3 separate regions of the Homo sapiens genome follow, and regions 1 and 2 are each linked to region 3. A link is a loop called in an ENCODE intact Hi-C map of the cell type or tissue named here. Cell type or tissue: heart left ventricle. All regions are shown on one strand. Each heading gives the region's core, and the rest is flanking DNA. Links, peaks and the distances in the headings are about the cores only.

Evidence for each region. A loop is a pair of places that touch in the nucleus more often than their neighbours do. Peaks named below come from ENCODE experiments on the same cell type or tissue, not always from the same donor. Only the 100,000 strongest peaks of a DNase experiment are listed, where the experiment ranks them.
Region 1: a loop joins it to region 3, with 4 times the contacts of the local background. A loop is called at or near these places in 6 of 110 quality-filtered maps.
Region 2: it touches region 3 in a loop (2.6-fold over the local background); 40 of 110 quality-filtered maps call a loop at or near these places.

The regions. Positions count from the first base shown.
Region 1 is chr4:87,350,830-87,356,884 of GRCh38, reverse strand. The region is part of intron 5 of HSD17B11 (hydroxysteroid 17-beta dehydrogenase 11); the gene reads left to right. Among named protein-coding and RNA genes, the nearest start is that of HSD17B13, 31 kb to the right of the region's middle. In heart left ventricle, for the core only: a CTCF peak has its summit at 3,195 (motif pointing left); no DNase peak of the experiment used is centred there; H3K27ac peaks cover 715 bases.
Region 2 is chr4:87,963,470-87,969,524 of GRCh38, reverse strand. All of the region lies in intron 1 of LOC124900730 (a long non-coding RNA gene), which reads left to right. Among named protein-coding and RNA genes, the nearest start is that of SPP1, 9.2 kb to the left of the region's middle. In heart left ventricle, for the core only: no CTCF peak of the experiment used is centred there; a DNase peak (open chromatin) is centred at 3,344.
Region 3 is chr4:87,676,940-87,682,994 of GRCh38, reverse strand. The region is part of intron 2 of DMP1-AS1 (DMP1 and DSPP antisense RNA 1); the gene reads left to right. Among named protein-coding and RNA genes, the nearest start is that of DMP1, 30 kb to the right of the region's middle. RefSeq lists enhancers at 1,371-2,314, 3,184-3,478. In heart left ventricle, for the core only: CTCF peaks have their summits at 3,174 and 3,375 (motif pointing left); DNase peaks (open chromatin) are centred at 3,334 and 4,973; H3K27ac peaks cover 2,191 bases.

The sequences.
Region 1 (6,055 bases), core at 636-5,635, 330 kb after region 3:
TTTAAAAAAGGTGATTATCATAGGTGATTCTGATAGAGATAACCCAAGACCACATGTGAAAAACACTTCCCTTGGAGGTAATCTAGAGATTAGCCTCCGAAAGGAGTACCAGATCATACTCTTTACTTGGTTAAAAAATAAAATTATAAAGGATTAATTTGAAGATAATTTTTAATGTTTTCTCTCTTTAGAAATAGCTTTAATGTCTTTGTAAACATGATGCATACTTATTTGTTTAAATTCCAATGTTAATGAAAAATACAAATCGAAAAGTTTCTTTTTTAATTTCCTTAAAACCCTCTATTGAGTGGAAACCACTCTCAAAATTTTGATAAACATCCTTCTAGACTTCTCTGAATTTTCTATAACTGGCGTATGTTACACATGGGGTCCTGGAAGCAGCAAGTATACTGCATACTTCCCTCAGCATTATGTTACAGACATCTAATAAAGTACAGAGCATTATAATAAATTGTATTGATTATTGGGAGCAATAGCATCTCCTAGTGATGATTTTAGGGTTGTTTTTAGTGTTCTGGATTTTTAACAGCAAATCAGCAATAAGCATCCTCGGGCACACATATTTTCACTTTTGGATAATTATCTCCCTCAGGTAGATTCATAAAGGGGGATTACTGGGCCAAAGGGTATATAACTTGTAAAAATTCCTACATATTGCCAAACTCCTCTCCAGAAATGCTCCACTGATTTGCACTCCTACCCACAGTGCAGGGAGAGCAACTTACTCTCTACTTCTTCATCAGTCTGCCTTCTGTGACTCTTTTAATCACCGCCAATCCAGTACGCGAAGAATCATCTTTGTTTTTACCCTGATGACTAGCTACATTCATGTTCGCATATGATTTTTGGACATTGCACTTCCTTTTATGAATTGCCTATTTTCATGGCATCAGCTCACTTTTTGCTATTGAGCTCTAGAGTTGTTTTTGTTTGTTTCTTTGTTTGTTTTTTGTTTTTTTTGAGACAGGGTTTCACTCTGTTGCCCAGGCTGGAGTGCAGTGGCGCAATCTCGGCTCACTGCAACCTCCACCTCCCAGGTTCAAGCGACTCTTGTGCCTCAGCCTCCCGAGTATCTGAGATTACAGGCACGCACGACCACGCCCAACTAATTTCCGTATTTTTAATAGAGATGGGGTTTCGCCACGTTGGCCAGGCTGTTCTCAAACTCCAGGCCTCAAGTGATCCGCCCACCTTGGCCTCCCAAAGTGCTGGGATTACAGGCATGAGCCACCATGCCCAGCTGAGCTCTAGAGATTTTTAATTAATACATAAGAAACAATTCTTCATACATTTGAGAAACCCCTTTATATATCACATCTGTTGCATATGTTTTTTTTTTCCCCAGTTGTTTTTTGTTTGCTTTTAAGCCTATTTTCATTTAGTTTTACATTAAAATTTTCTTAGGGATTTTTTTCTCATGGACTTTAGGTTCTGTGAGGTGTTTAGAAAGGTCTTTCTCATTCCAAGTTTTTGAAAATATTTACCCATATTTTTTCTAGCATATATTTTATGGTTGCATTTTTCATATTTAAATCATTGCCCCACCCAAATTTATTTTGATTTAAGAAGTAAGGTCACAGTATAGTTTTTTCCAAATAGTTAATGAGTTTTCTGCACTATTTATTAAATAATACATCATTTTCCTCACTGATATTAAATTCATATTATAAGTTCACATGCTTACTTGGATAGACTTTTGGATTCTCAATTTTATTGTAATGATGAGATTCAATTTTGCTTGGTTTTGTTTTGTTTTTCAGACAGGGTCTCATTTAGGCTGAAGTGCAGTGGTGTGATCATGGCTCACTGTAACCTTGAACTGGGCTCAAGCAACCCTCCACCTCAGCCTCCTGAGTAGGACTACAGTGTGTGTGCCATCATGCCCAGCTAATTTTTTTTTTTTTTTTTTTTTTTGAGAGCCAGGATTTTGCTGTTTGCCCAGGCTGGTCTCAAATTGGCCTTGAGCAATTCTCCCACCTCCACCTCACCTCCCAAAGTGCCAAGATTATAAGCATGAGTCATTGCATCCAGCCAAGATTCAATTTTTAAGTTTTATTCTGCCCCCTCAAACTTCCCCATATTTCCCCCAATTCAGCTGCCTTTGTTGAAAATGTATTTAAAATTAATGAAAAATATTCAGTGTGGCCACTTGAAGGGTTAATTTGAAGGTAAAATTGAAGATTCTAATTTTTTTCCTTTTTTTATTTTTTTTATTTTTTTTGAGACAAGGATTCGCTCTGTCACCCAGGCTGGATGCAGTGGCACAATCACAGCTCGCTGCAGCCTTGACCTCCTGGGCTCAACCTATTCTCCCACATCAGCCTCCCCAGTCCCTGGGACCATACAGGCATGTGTCCCCACACCTGGCTAATTTCTAAATTTTTTGTAGAGACAGGGTCTCCCTATGTTGCACAGGCTGGGCTCAAGGGCTCCTTGAACTCAATTGAACTCCTGGGCTCAAGTCATTCTCCCAACTTCAGCCTCTCAAAGTGCTGGGATTACAGGCATGAGTCACCATGCCTGGCCTAACAGTTCTATTTTATTATTATTATTATTTTTTTAGTGGAGACGGAGTTTCATCATATTGGTCAGGCTGGTCTCGAACTCTTGACAGCTGATCCACGGCCGCCAGGTTCTATTTTAAACACACTTAATTTAAGTCATCCCACAGGGAAGCAGAACAGAAAGCCAACGTTAGACAGAAATTTGGGAGCTGTCCAAAGATCTCAAGCCCCCAAGAATCTATCAAACAGTCTTTAAAATCTATTTTTAATACACAATTTTTGTTAGAAAACAAAAGTAAGAGTGTATATTTTAGAGGTCAATGTTTAAATTTATCAGTATTAAACAAGAGAACCCTAATTGGAGTCTGAAGAGAGAAGAGAAGGGACAGATATGTTTTTCAGGTTGGGAAATGGATCTGAGGAATGAAAGTAGTGAGGATAAGCTTCACTAAAACTGAAAGCAGATGTTGAAGATAAAACTTGCCAGTTTCCTCAATTTCTTTTTCAGTATGTGGATACTAAAATAACATATTTGAGTCAAGTTTTAAAGTCATACTGTCTTTCAGTAGTTAAAAACAGACATCCTATTTTCAAAAGTTATAATTGAATTTTTTAACCTTGCCCCCCCTACAAGGCCGCACAGAGCTGACCTTAACGTGGGCTCCAGCGCCCTCTCCTGACAAAACTTACTAGTGCCATTAATTCCTACATATTGCCAAACTCCTCTCCAGAAATGCTGCACTGATTTGCACTCTGGAGGAAAAGTGTGAAAAGAGGCTAAGATGATTCTAGGCTGAATATAAACCTGGCTAAGGAAGGGCCTAAAGATTGGTCCTGACATATGAACCTCTTTGAGGCTAAGCTGGTACTAAAGTAGACCCCAAAGATGAAGTTGGTTTTAATATAGAAACTTATTACTTCTAATTAGAAGAGAGAACATGTTCCTCGTTAAATACCTGTTTACATTTCAGACACCAAATAAAATGTCATTTTCTTAAACCTCACAACAATACTTTTGGGGAGATGTTATTAGTCCCTCTTCAGTAGATGAGAGAGATCTGAGGTTTAGAGAAATTAAATTACAAGTTATATACCCTTTGGCCCAGTAATCCCCCTTTATGAATCTACCTGAGGGAGATAATTATCCAAAAGTGAAAATATGTGTGCCCGAGGATGCTTATTGCTGATTTGCTGTTAAAAATCCAGAATACTAGAGGGAGGAGCCAAGATGGCCGAATAGGAACAGCTCCGGTCTACAGCTCCCAGCGTGAGCGACGCAGAAGACGGTGATTTCTGCATTTCCATCTGAGGTACCGGGTTCATCTCACTAGGGAGTGCCAGACAGTGGGCGCAGGCCAGTGTGTGTGCGCACCGTGCGCGAGCCGAAGCAGGGCGAGGCATTGCCTCACCTGGGAAGCGCAAGGGGTCAGGGAGTTCCCTTTCCGAGTCAAAGAAAGGGGTGACGGACGCACCTGGAAAATCGGGTCACTCCCACCCGAATATTGCGCTTTTCAGACCGGCTTAAGAAACGGCGCACCACGAGACTATATCCCACACCTGGCTCGGAGGGTCCTACGCCCACGGAATCTCGCTGATTGCTAGCACAGCAGTCTGAGATCAAACTGCAAGGCGGCAACGAGGCTGGGGGAGGGGCGCCCGCCATTGCCCAGGCTTGCTTAGGTAAACAAAGCAGCCGGGAAGCTCGAACTGGGTGGAGCCCACCACAGCTCAAGGAGGCCTGCCTGCCTCTGTAGGCTCCACCTCTGGGGGCAGGGCACAGACAAACAAAAAGACAGCAGTAACCTCTGCAGACTTAAGTGTCCCTGTCTGACAGCTTTGAAGAGAGCAGTGGTTCTCCCAGCACGCAGCTGGAGATCTGAGAACGGGCAGACTGCCTCCTCAAGTGGGTCCCTGACTCCTGACCCCCGAGCAGCCTAACTGGGAGGCACCCCCCAGCAGGGGCACACTGACACCTCACACGGCAGGGTATTCCAACAGACCTGCAGCTGAGGGTCCTGTCTGTTAGAAGGAAAACTAACAACCAGAAAGGACATCTACACCGAAAACCCATCTGTACATCACCATCATCAAAGACCAAAAGTAGATAAAACCACAAAGATGGGGGAAAAACAGAACAGAAAAACTGGAAACTCTAAAACGCAGAGCGCCTCTCCTCCTCCAAAGGAACGCAGTTCCTCACCAGCAACAGAACAAAGCTGGATGGAGAATGATTTTGACGAGCTGAGAGAAGAAGGCTTCAGACGATCAAATTACTCTGAGCTACGGGAGGACATTCAAACCAAAGGCAAAGAAGTTGAAAACTTTGAAAAAAATTTAGAAGAATGTATAACTAGAATAACCAATACAGAGAAGTGCTTAAAGGAGCTGATGGAGCTGAAAACCAAGGCTCGAGAACTACGTGAAGAATGCAGAAGCCTCAGGAGCCGATGCGATCAACTGGAAGAAAGGGTATCAGCAATGGAAGATGAAATGAATGAAATGAAGCGAGAAGGGAAGTTTAGAGAAAAAAGAATAAAAAGAAATGAGCAAAGCCTCCAAGAAATATGGGACTATGTGAAAAGACCAAATCTACGTCTGATTGGTGTACCTGAAAGTGATGTGGAGAATGGAACCAAGTTGGAAAACACTCTGCAGGATATTATCCAGGAGAACTTCCCCAATCTAGCAAGGCAGGCCAACGTTCAGATTCAGGAAATACAGAGAACGCCACAAAGATACTCCTCGAGAAGAGCAACTCCAAGACACATAATTGTCAGATTCACCAAAGTTGAAATGAAGGAAAAAATGTTAAGGGCAGCCAGAGAGAAAGGTCGGGTTACCCTCAAAGGAAAGCCCATCAGACTAACAGCGGATCTCTCGGCAGAAACCCTACAAGCCAGAAGAGAGTGGGGGCCAATATTCAACATTCTTAAAGAAAAGAATTTTCAACCCAGAATTTCATATCCAGCCAAACTAAGCTTCATAAGTGAAGGAGAAATAAAATACTTTATAGACAAGCAAATGTTGAGAGATTTTGTCACCACCAGGCCTGCCCTAAAAGAGCTCCTGAAGGAAGCGCTAAACATGGAAAGGAACAACCGGTACCAGCCGCTGCAAAATCATGCCAAAATGTAAAGACCATCGAGACTAGGAAGAAACTGCATCAACTAATGAGCAAAATCACCAGCTAACATCATAATGACAGGATCAAATTCACACATAACAATATTAACTTTAAATATAAATGGACTAAATTCTGCAATTAAAAGACACAGACTGGCAATTTGGATAAAGAGTCAAGACCCATCAGTGTGCTGTATTCAGGAAACCCATCTCACGTGCAGAGACACACATAGGCTCAAAATAAAAGGATGGAGGAAGATCTACCAAGCCAATGGAAAACAAAAAAAGGCAGGGGTTGCAATCCTAGTCTCTGATAAAACAGACTTTAAACCAACAAAGATCAAAAGAGACAAAGAAGGCCATTACATAATGGTAAAGGGATCAATTCAACAAGAGGAGCTAACTAT
Region 2 (6,055 bases), core at 354-5,353, 290 kb before region 3:
GTGGTTTTTGGGGGTAGTTTTATTGCCAAACAGGTCAGGCATATAGGGCTTCGCCATAATCTGGAGATGTTTTTAGATTTTTCTTTCCCGCATTCACATCTCCTTCATTTCCAAGCATCTGTGGATTTTATTAGTCTAGATAACCTATTAATTTCACTTTGTATCTAATGATATTGTTCACGAGTCATCCAGAATCAGTTTGCCCTCTTTTCAGCCATTTCATGCTTAACGCAATTTCTGCTGCTTGTTTTTTCCCTAAGAAACAAGGGAATTTTCTGGTAATTATTATGCCCTTAACATTTACTTTTTCTACAGTAACAAAGAGTGAGCCCAAAACTTCTGTCTTTGCCTTTTAAAAGGAGAGATATTCAAAATAATAACAACAATAATAACAACAATAATGGTAATTGTATATATATTTATGGGACACCTGTAAAGTACTAGATTTAAAAATATGCATTTTGTCTAATATTCATAACGATGACATAAGTTTGGTATTATGACCTCAATTTTTTCACATAACTATAATAGAAGCCATTTAATGTGCCGGTCACTTCTGTTTACCTGATTGCATTTACTCTTTGCATAAATATTAGGTGTATATTTACAGGGCCAGTAGGGTTCCAGGGAAGGAAGTGTTTAGTTCTACACATCAGTGTTAAGAAAAGCTTTCAAGAGGATGCTAAGATGCAGCTCAGTTGAGGAGCTAATATTTAGAGACAAACTTATTTATTTATTTATTTGAGACAAGATCTTGCTCAGTCACCCATGCTGGAGTGCAGTGGTGTGATCGCGGCTCACTGTAGCCTCGACCTCCCAGGCTCAGGCGCTCTTCCTGCCTTAGCCTTCCCAGTAGCTTAGACTATAGGTGTGCACCACCAGACCTGGCTGATTTTTAAATTTTTGTAGAGACGAGGTCTCCCTATGTTGCCCAGGCTGGTCTCAAACTCCTGGACTCAAAGATCCTCCTGCCTCAGCTCCCAAAATGCCTCCCAAAGTGGTCTTGGGGTTGAAAGCGCGAGCCCGCATGCCTGGCCCCAGAGACTAACTTCTAAGATGTGAATCAAAATTATAAGCATCCAAATTTGACCAAACTTGGTTAAAATGAAAAGAAAAAAACAAAAAACAAAAACAAAAACCCAAATAACCATACAACAAAAGCTGTAAGTTCCAATGATACCGAAGAGAGAAATTTTGTAAGGATTTTCAAAAATCTTGCCTCTAACAAGTTCAAATCTAAGAAGAACAAAAGCTTAATTTTTTCACATATGCCACCCAGCTAACGCCATGCTATGGTCATGAGCCATACAGTGTGGGAGAGTGTCAGTATGTCTCTGCTAATCTCAAACAGCTGTGAATCACCAGTTCAAAACACACACCTACTGATTATGGGTTAATATCATTAGCTTCATTCTTAATAGATACAATGATCTTAAATATTAGTTTTCTTGACTCTCTAAACTTTGAACAAATTGCTTATTGTATTTTAACAAGTATCATATTTCTACAGAAAGACATGTTTCATAGTTGGTCTTATGCCTTACCACATTTGAATTCTATGTAGCACCTACCATAATAATTGTGCAGGTACTGTTGGCTGTACACCAAAGATGTGTTGTCTTCAGAGTAGTTGCTGGGAAGCAGCTGCCCAGCTGAAACTACATTTCTCAGCCTCCCTTGCATTTAGATGTGGCCATATGTCTAGTTCTTGCTAAGGGAATGTAAAACAAAGTGATGTGTTTCCCTTCCAGGCGGAAGTGCCTAAAAACTTCAAAAAGCGTGCCTCCCCCATAGTCTTCTTCCTTACCCTTTCACCAGATGAAGAGGACTGAAGCATTTTGGATAGCAGAGCCCAGGGAGAACATGACTTGAGCTGTCTGCTGATCTGGAACCCTAGCATTAGATATCGTATTGTTACAGGATCTTTGGAGTGTTGCTTTTTTGGCCAGAAACATACAGCCGGTGGTGCCTTTGCCTCTGGCCCACTGGACTCATTCTGCCCACTCAGCCTGGCAGGCTGTGTTCAGCTCATGCTACTGGCCTGGATCCCATGCCTCCAAGGGATGCCGCGAGTCAGGCATGGAGTGGCAATGGGGTGTGAATGAGCATAGAGTCTGGCCACTGTGCAGTCAGACACGCCAGCTGCTGCTGCGGGGCAGGAAGCTCCAGGTGCCGACATGGGCGCCAGCTCTCTTCAAGGCTGTGGCTGGACCAGCGCCCCACAGGCAGCTGTCCTGGCTCATACTAGGGAATGTGGTGGTGCCCAGAGGCTCAGAGACACCAGGGACCACAGGGTCTCAAAAAGGGAGTCACAGCCCTAGCTCAGGGAGATCCCAGGTCTAGGCTCCCTGAAGGGCTGCAGCTCTTCTCTCCTCTTTGCCCACCAACAAAACGAGCAAGGGGCATATTTCAGCTCTGTTTGTGTTACAGCTCTTTTAGCATCACCATTCCACAAGTCCTGAGTTCTTGTCCTGTGACCAGGAAGAATGAGGTACATAGACAAGTGGAGGGTGAGGAAGACGAAGAGGAGTTTTATTGAGCAACAGAACACCTCAGGGAAGACTCACAGTGGGCAGCTCCTCTCCATAGCTAGGGTGTCCTGACGAGTGTTCAGCTCCTATCAGAGATATAGGCAGGTCATCCCGAAAAGTGTTCAGTTCTCAGCAGAGTGGGTATCTCCTCTCTGCTGCTGGCTGTCCCTTCATCTCTCCATCCTCTGCCCTGGTGTTGCTGAGCCCAGGGCATTTATGGACCTCAGAGGTGAAGAAGTGCACACCAATTGGTCCATGGGCAACCATGGGCAGGCCTGGAAAAGACACCACGAGTCTCCGCTCCAGTCTGTGGGACTGGCAGCCTGGCCCCCAGCCTTCAGGCTCTCCCTGGCCTGAAAATGGGGCCTCACCTGGACCTGCCCCCTTCTGCCCAGGAGCCGGTCTGCCTCCTGTGGCTGTCCATGGCACCCAGGCTGCTTGCACAAAGGGGCACTTGCAAGCCAGCACTGAGCTGCCCTCATCCTCACCTCCACTTCCCTCCCCGCAACACTCATCAGTGCCCAAAGTCTGGAGGAGGCCGAGGTGGCAGGGGGCTGGTGTGTCAGTGCTGTCCGGAGCATGCGCACAGCCAGCTGGGCTGTGACAGCTCTCCGGCTTGGCCCCAACCCCACTCCAAGATTGGAGTGGGTGCCAGGAGTGGGGAGAGACCAGGCAGCAGGAGCAGACAGGCCCCCTAGGGTGCAGACTGCACAGACTCCCAGGTCCTGCTCCTGGGAGGGCGGGGCTTTTGCCCACCCAGCTCACAGCCTTGTCTGAGGGGGACCCTTTGGGAGTGGATCAGGGCCTGGCCTGGCAGTTGAGAGTGTCAGGCCCGGTGATCACCTCAATGCGGGACGGAACCCCTGGACACAGCCCCAGTCAGCCCTGTGCAGAGCCTTCTCCTGACGTGCAGGAACTTGGCTTGGTGGGGTGGGTGCTGTCACTGCAAAAATTGGCTGGGTCCTGAAGCGGGCACTGCTCCCACTTCCAGCCATGGGGCCCTGAAGCACACCCCAGGTCAGCGCCTTGGCTCGGCCACCACGCTCTGTGTGCAAGCGTCACACTGCCCTGGACCCAGTTCTGCCTTGGGGACCCTCTCTGCCTGACAGCTGCTCCCCTGCCCATGGGCGACTTGGCCTGGCCCCATCGTGGTGGCCCCCAGGGCTGTGGGCTTCGGGGACTGTCTGCCTCTTCCACACATCCTCCCTGCAGCAGCAGAGGGTGACAGCAGCAACGCGGGGCCAGGGGCTGAGCTACGGAGGCTCTGGGCCTGGGGATAGGTCCTGCCCTGCAGTGCTAGGGTCCCGGTGGCGTAGTCGGCTGCCTCCCAGACATTGGACATAGGGCACAGGGGTACCCCCTCCCCCGCAACCCGCCACTACTGCTCCCACAGCCGCTCCTGCCACCACCGCTGGCGCCTCCCAGCTGCAGCTGGCAAGATGACAGCAACCGCTCCGGATGGCCCACCGTTGCCATCAGTATGAATGAGAAATAAGTTTCTATTGCCTTTAGTGCCTGACATCTGTTACGATAGCAGATGTTACCTTAATTAACACAATGCCATATGCATAATATTGCTCAGTTCATAGCTTTTGGATTTTATCGTCTGTGTTCCAGGTCACTAGACTCATGAAACGGAATTTAAGTTATGGTGCTATAACTTTATATGTATCTATTTTCTATTAATTTTTGCTCCCCCATTTCTAAAAGCCAGAATAAGTTCATGCGAGGTTACTAATATGTTAAAATTGAAGTTGATTATTTTATACAATAAGTATGTGACTAATTTTTTCCACAAGGAGATGGTATGCAATATCAGTAGATAAGTGATTAGGATAGCGGGCTTCTCTTGATCCTCTGTTTTTGTTTTTCCCACTTTTGCAAGAAGAGAATCAGCTGTGGTATAGGTTTTAGTGGATAGTGTCCCATGTTGGGAATCTGGGAACCTGAATTTTATCTTGCCTATACCACATAATTAAATATTGTTAAGTTGGCTTATTTCTGAGAAGAAAGAGGCTACAGCTGCCTTCCACTAAATGATAAATTCATCTCGCAACTTCTGAATCGTTCACACAGCATCATTTGCTTTTACTTCTTAGTTAGGCCACCTGTTTTTTGGATACCTTTTGCTTTTTGACCTTCTAACAAGTAGCCAGTGGCAGTTAGAGATCAAGTTAAATTGTCCAGGCTTGGTCCTCAAGTCTGTAATCCCAGCACTTTGATTGCTTGTGCTTAGGAGTTCAAGACCAGCCTGGTCAACATGGCAAAAACCCTGTCTCTATGAAAATAAATAAATAAATAAATAAATAAGAGATCAAGTTAAAATCAACCCATCTAGTTATATTTGAGAACTTAAAGTCATGTTCTCTGAAGGTTTTGAATGACTTCCGTTTACTAGTAAGGATGTGTTCACAGATTAATTTTAGTCTTAGTTGCCTCTCACCAGATCAAATATTGTGTGGGAGGTAAATTCTAGGAAACCTGAAGAATTTTAAAGCACTCTACCATCCTCATATGGAGATGACCATAATTAAAGGAAACAGTAGCTTATGTCAGAAACTGTTTATTGTTGGGAGCTGAAGCTTTGACCCTTTCCTGTATATTTATTTCACTGATATTCCTAAACCTTTGGTGGTCTTTTGGTCTGTGGGTCATAGCTGGGCTAAGGGGTTAGCCAGAGTTCTTAGTGAAGTAGCAAAAGAGGTTATGTGTGACATATCAGCAGAGTGGGTACACCCATTTGTCTGGGTTGGGGAGGAAGTGGAGGCTGGGATCAGTAAAGTGGCCTTTTTCTGTTTTTAGACAGTGCCAAAGCATCTCAGACTGGGGTTTCAGCTTTATTTTTGTTTACGAGGAGTTGGTTCAGACACAAGTGAAATTGTGGTGTCTTAACCTCTAGTAAGATTGAAAACATACATGTTGTTTCATCAAGCTTGGTCTCTTAGGAACCCGGTTTATCGTAGAGATGATGTTATTCTGAATTTAGAAGGAAAAGGGTGACAGAGTTTCATTACAAAGATTATAAAGATGATGATTACAAAGATTACAAACATTTTGTAATCGCTGACTAGAATATAAATGAGTATAAAAATTTTACTTTTTAAGAAGGATAGAAATCCTACATACAGTAAATCTATTTTTCTAAAACATGTTTTACTTCCACAGCAGTTTTATAAAATTGGCAGCTGACTTATTTTTTGTGGTCCTATCTTCTAGCCTGAGTGTTAACCAGGTGGACAGGCAGATTAGGATTAGGAAATAAGATCAATTAAACTTTTATCCTATAGTACCAGGTTTGAGCGGGTACATGGTTGTGTGTAGATCTTTCTTTCACACACAGGATTTGAGTGTTTTTTTTTTTTAACAAAAATTTATGAAACATAAAAGTATAGAGTAAACAGTTGAGGAATTTACTAAAAGAAAGCTAAGAATTCAGAAAGAATTCTAAAAGAAAGCTAAGTGTTGGAGTAAATATTGCACAAAATATAAAACATTTAGTTCTATACATTGGCATGTAAATGTTA
Region 3 (6,055 bases), core at 311-5,310:
CTAAGTTTTGGGATAATTTGTTACACAGCAACAGATGACTAATACACTCACAGATTTTACACTTCTGTTTCTCAAGTACACAGTCCCCTTCAAATAACTAAAACTTTCCCTGTCCCTGAGTATTTACCATGACAATAACAAAATAAATACATTGTATAGAATGGGCAAGAATTGAGTAGGAGGTGGAAGAGAAGTTTAAAGGAAAAGTGGGGAAATTGATCAGGATATAAGTCAGTAATTTCACCTGTATGGGAGCAGACTAGGATACAAGACAACCCAGAGGAATGAAAAAGTGAAGGAGAAAAAGAAAAGGATTTTGAACAAAAGGAGTGGAGGCATGAAGGAGACAAGCCCTCCCCAAACTTGCTTTAAATGAGCACTAAATAAACTCAGTGTTTAAGGAATAGGTAAATGAGTAGCCTTTGCCACAGATCAGCCAAGATTCCTCAGTGTAGATACTGATTTTAGACTGTGAAATAGCAAATTGTGATATAGAAGCAAGTCAGCTGCCCAAGATAGCTCAGTGCCTATCTAGTGGGATAGGGCATTGGATTAAGTTCTTTAGGTTCCATGGCACAGGACAGCATTACCTCATGTCTAGGCCTCAATAATTACCAGGCACAATATCAGGTCTGTGCAGCCCCAGCTTTATCTCCCAGAAACCAACCTGCTTCTCCCATCTGCATGGTTAGGACACATCCATTTTGAACAACTTGATCACATTCCACTGGTCGCAGATGATCCACCCAAATTAGGCTAGTCAAAATTTGCCTTTGTTCTCCCAAATCACAGATGTTTTAATGCAACAGTGACAATATCATCAATCCTCTGGATTTTAGAAGAGTAAAAAGAGCATGTAGTGTACCTATACATTCCGTCTAGTTATAATCCTTTTCTATTTCTTATTGGTTGTCTAGTCTGAGTAATATGGATAACATTTCTTTAATCAAATAAAAATAATACAGAGGTCCTAGTTAAATGGAGCCCAAATTAGACTTGAATCAAGAACTCCTGGATTTAGTCTCCCACACTGTTTTTGCCTTTTAAGAAAAGGCACATTATTTGGACTGGGATCCTGATTTCATTATGTTTTCAATATTTAAAAGGATCCTACTAATGTCTCCTCTGAGTGTTAAATATGTTTATGATTCAAGTCCCCATTTTTGGTGTTGGGTATAAGGAAAATTACATGTCAGAAATAGAATCCGTACTCTCAGAAAGAAAATTGCTACTCTTGGGTGTCTTTTTAAAGGTTCTGAGATTCATGATGGTGCTTCTGCCGAAATAGAGAAGCCAGTTCAGATCTGACTCTTATGAAAGTAAATTTTCAAAACTTAAAGCAATTCATTGAGTTATTAATTTGAGAATATAAGAACTAAATTTAAATCCTTCTTGACCTATATTACGATCTGCCACAAAAATCCTGGTGGACGTTCTAAGCCAGTTCAAAACCATCTGCATCTTCAAATCACTCGATTGCATTCATGTCATCCCCTCATGGTTCCACCTTTTCCCTTTTCTTGTTTTGATTTATAGTATTTGGAGTTCTTTGATGCTTTCTTTCACCTTTTATCTAATCATTCTCCATGTTGTACAAATTCTTTCCCCCAAATGTCTCCTATGTATGTCCTCTTTTTATTGTTCCTTCAACATCACCGTGGCACAGTACAGCATTACTTCACATCTAGGCCTCAATATGTACGGGGCACATTGTCAAGTCTTTGCAATCCCAGCCTCATCTTCCAGGAACTGACCTGCTTCTCCCATCTGCATGGTTAGGACACAACCATTTTGAACAACTTGATCGTATTCCACTGGTCACAAATGATCAGTCCGAATTAGGCTAATCAAAATCCTTCCCTAAGACTAACAAAATAATCCGTTTCTGTGATGATGGAAAATGTAGAATCTGGGTTGATGGTCATATTCTCCCCGTGTGTACCAAAAAAAGAGGCCGAGTGCAGTGGCTCATGCCTGTAATCCCAGCACTTTGGGAGGCCGAGGCAGGCAGATCACTTGAGGTTGGGAGTTCGAGACCAGCCTGATCAACATGGAGAAACCCCGTCTCTACTAAAAATTCAGAAAAATTAGCCAGATGTGGTGGCACATGCCTGTAATTCCAGCTACTCAAGAGGCTGAGGCAGGAGAATCGTTTGAACCCGGGAGGTGGGGTGGGAGTGAGCCGAGATTGTGCCACTGCACTCCAGCCTGGGCAACAAGAGCGAAACTCCGTCTAAAAAAATAGAAAGAGAGAGAGAAAGTGCCTGTCTTCAAGAGAGAGAAGGAAACAAATACATAGATAAGAGCAAAGACAGAAATTAGAGGCAGAGGTCTGATAGTGGTCACCTTTCCTGTTGATATTATTCCTCGGGCCTGCTGCATTCCAATTCTTTATAATGAACTCCTTTTTAAATTTCAGTAATTTAAATAGCTCTAACTAAAACACTGCGGGAATCTCCTAATTGTTCTCCCTGCTTCCTGTCGTTCCCTATTTGTATCCATCCTCTATGCCACTGCAGGAGAGGCCAAATTTACCCCTACTCACTTAGAGATTTTTGGCTGCGCCTGAGACTGAAATTGGTGTAAGACAGACTACTTGGAGAAAAGTATACACATTTCTTTAATACAAGTTTTGCATGGCGCAAGAGCCCTCATAAAAAATGAAGACCCCAAGATGCAGTTACAGTTGAAGATTTAGATAGTGAATTGGACAAAGAGCAGTAAATTGTGAAAATGTGACAAGGCCAAGGGGTTTGGGCTAGGGGAGTTAAGTAAGCGGATATGTGACTAGGAAGATAAGGGTTAATTTAATAAGGTTTGTTTGCACAGATTCCCCTAAGCTTCAGCTTCCCCCTGCTGATTAGAATGGAACTTTCCCTCTGGAATAAGAAGGACATCTTTCACATGGGACTTCCATCGCCTGCTGTTAAGAAACAGAAGGAAAGTCAGCGTGACCTTCTTGCACCTGCTGTTTTCCAAGTGCCTTCAACTCCAAATAATCAGTATTCCAGAGCAGCATATTGTGACGTCATGTTCTTAACTCTTTCACCACTGACAGACAGATAAATTGGAATCAGTGGGTGAAAGCTCTTAACTTTCAGATTAATGAATTAAACTTTTTGAATAATCAAAGGGAATCTATGCGCAGTTGTAGGGAGGGGGCGACGTAGGGGAAAAGTTAGTTTTACAAAGTGAAGCTAACTCAGTTTAATAAATAGTTTTAGAAGTTTTTAGTGGTTAACAAAAGACTGCATCTCTCTTATGCAAGAACTGCCCATGTTTCATCTTGTCCGAGGTTGACCATCCGCCTGTGCTCTCAATGAGACTTCTAGCCCCTCAGAGACCACACCAGCGAGCAACATCGCCACCTGCTGGGAGTTAGAAAAATTACAGAATTGGATTATCTTTATTCAAATATTCTTGGATTTCAGGGTTTAAAGGTATATTTAAAAACCCTGTTTTTTTTAAGAGAAATATAAACAAGTTCCAGTTGTGTTTAATGATAATTTTTATAGTTTATGTCATAACGGTATTGTTAAATTATAACTCTTAGACTTGAACTCTGGAAAGGCTGCAATTTAGGAATTGCTGTTGTCTTTGAGTAATTTACATTTTAACGCTCAATTGGTGCCATTAAATCACCAGCATTAAATCAAGAAACTATAGCCTATGTGTTTTGCGATAGATGGGGGTTAAGGCACATATGATTTTGTGATTCTCCATTCAAACTGGGTGGAAGAATAAATGTAATTAAATTAAAAGGCATCTTGCTAGAGGGAAAAGTTGTTCAGTGTTACTCTTGGTAATGGATGCTCTTTTCTTTAGTCAATTTACAAGAGGCAATCTAGGGTTTTAAGTAGCAAAATTATATTTGCCTAAAGTTGTTCATTGCTTCGTTACTAATACCAAAAAAAAAGAGAAGAAAGATGGACAAGTAATTAAGTAATGTATGATACCTTGAAAACTGTAAAAATCTAAGAATATGTAAGTTAAATGAGGAAAATAAAATTGCTGTAATATTGCAACTGTGGAAAAATATGCATGCTTATGGAATGGGGCCCCAGGAAGTCAAGCTGTGTTTCTCCTTATGGAACTCTTCATGTTAAAGCATTTGCATGTTCCTTATGGTACCTTTGCCATGTGTCATAATCCTAACCATATTAATCTAGTTTTGGCCAAGGTCTGAAGCACCCTGTCCCACTTCCTTCTATAGAATCTTCTCTAGGCCACTGACCTCATGTGGATTAGATTTCAATTTGCCATAAACCTTCAGGCTTGCTGTTGAACCTCTCCCTGTGTTCACTACTGTCCTTAATACTGCATTTGAAAAGTCGGGAAGGTACAGTCCACTCCCAGATAGAAAATCGTAACATTGCAGCATCAAGCACATATACAATCTCCAGAGGACAGTGAAAACAGTTCTTTACTTTGGCACTCAGACAATTATTAATCCACGTGGTATCCAGTTCCCATGGACATAAGGATGTCTCTGGTCTCCCTTCTGTGTCTTCCTCTTTCTTCTCTTCTCTCCTTTCATGCCTTCTTATTTTACTCCTTTCTTATCCCTCAGGGTCATTTGGTTCCATCAAATTTACCCCTTGGTGAAGCTAGAGGAGAGAAAAGTGGGGAGAGTAATTCACATCCCTTAAGTCCTGCATAGGGAAAGACAAAGGACAGTGATCCTTTGAGGTCCATCCTCAGAGTGAAATATCTAAAAGACAAACAAAAACTTTCTCTTACTGATATTGTCTTCATTTTAAAACATAGCAAAGCTCGTCCTTTCTGCATCTATGTAAATTCCCTATGTATTACTCTCTTTTGATATTTCCTGGGATTGGAGGGGAAGCATGATTTAAGAGGGGAAACACCTAACCCGGGAAGGAGATGAGGGAGGGTTGAAGTTCTACTTGGGGTGGGAGTGGATGTGAGCCCAATGACCATGACCCATTCAGACTCCCCACCCTCCCTCCGCTAGTCAGGCCAGCTTCCAGCGTGCTTCCTTCCTCCCCACGGGGGACTTCCAGCCAATCTGCTAGACCTACAATTTATAAAGGATAGCTTGTGTTGCATAAAAGGATGGTAGCGGTCTCTTTCATATCAGTTACACAACGAGGCCTCTGAGCAAACTCTACATTTGCATTTTGTTGCTTAAAATAATAGTTATGATCTGTGCTGAAAAGAGAAGGCCAGACTTTCTGTTTCATGTGTCTGACCATGAGACCTCCGGTCTGTAGCTATTTTTCCTGCTGTAATTTCTTCCATCTGTTGTATTGTGGTACAAGGACAGAGGGAAACCATTCACACACTTAGGTGAGATTTCTTTTGATGACGAGGTAGATGCTAATGGAAAGCCAGTGAGAGTGAAACTCAGAGACATTACATTATAATTGACCTTGGGATGTGCAGTTTATCAAAAACTATTCTTACATTTTTTTCAGATGGCTGGTTATACCTTTGCTAGTCACTATCTGTGAGCTGATCAAAGCTACAAGTGCCAGTTACTGAAATGTTGGGCCTATTAATGTGTTGGAAGAAGAAGCAGGAGAGTCTATGTGACTGAGCTAAAAATTTAACCCATCATAAGAAATGGATGAGAGTTTGTTTAACATTCTATCTCCAATATTGATATATGCCTGGGACCCAAGAATGACCAAAAGTTTCCAGAAGTAATGCTGACTGCACTTTAGAATTTAAAAGTACCACTGCAGAGGCCTAATCTCAGAACAGTTAAATGAGAATCTCTAGGATGGAGCCAAGACAATAACATTCTTTAAAAGCTCCTCAGGTGATGTGCATCCAGGGCTGAGAACTAGTACTAGTAGGCAGACTACAATGGAATAGGAGCAAACTTACATTCTTAACTCATTTTCACGACATTCATTTATAACGGACAGATTTGCAAACTGTACTTGCATAATTAATGTCCCAATTTAAAATTCTGACCAATAATTATAGTTTCTGATGTAGCAGTTTACCAAATAGTATCTAGCAGGTTGTTTTTTTAATTTACATTTTATTTTAGATTCGCGGGTGTGGGGGACACATGCATGTTTGT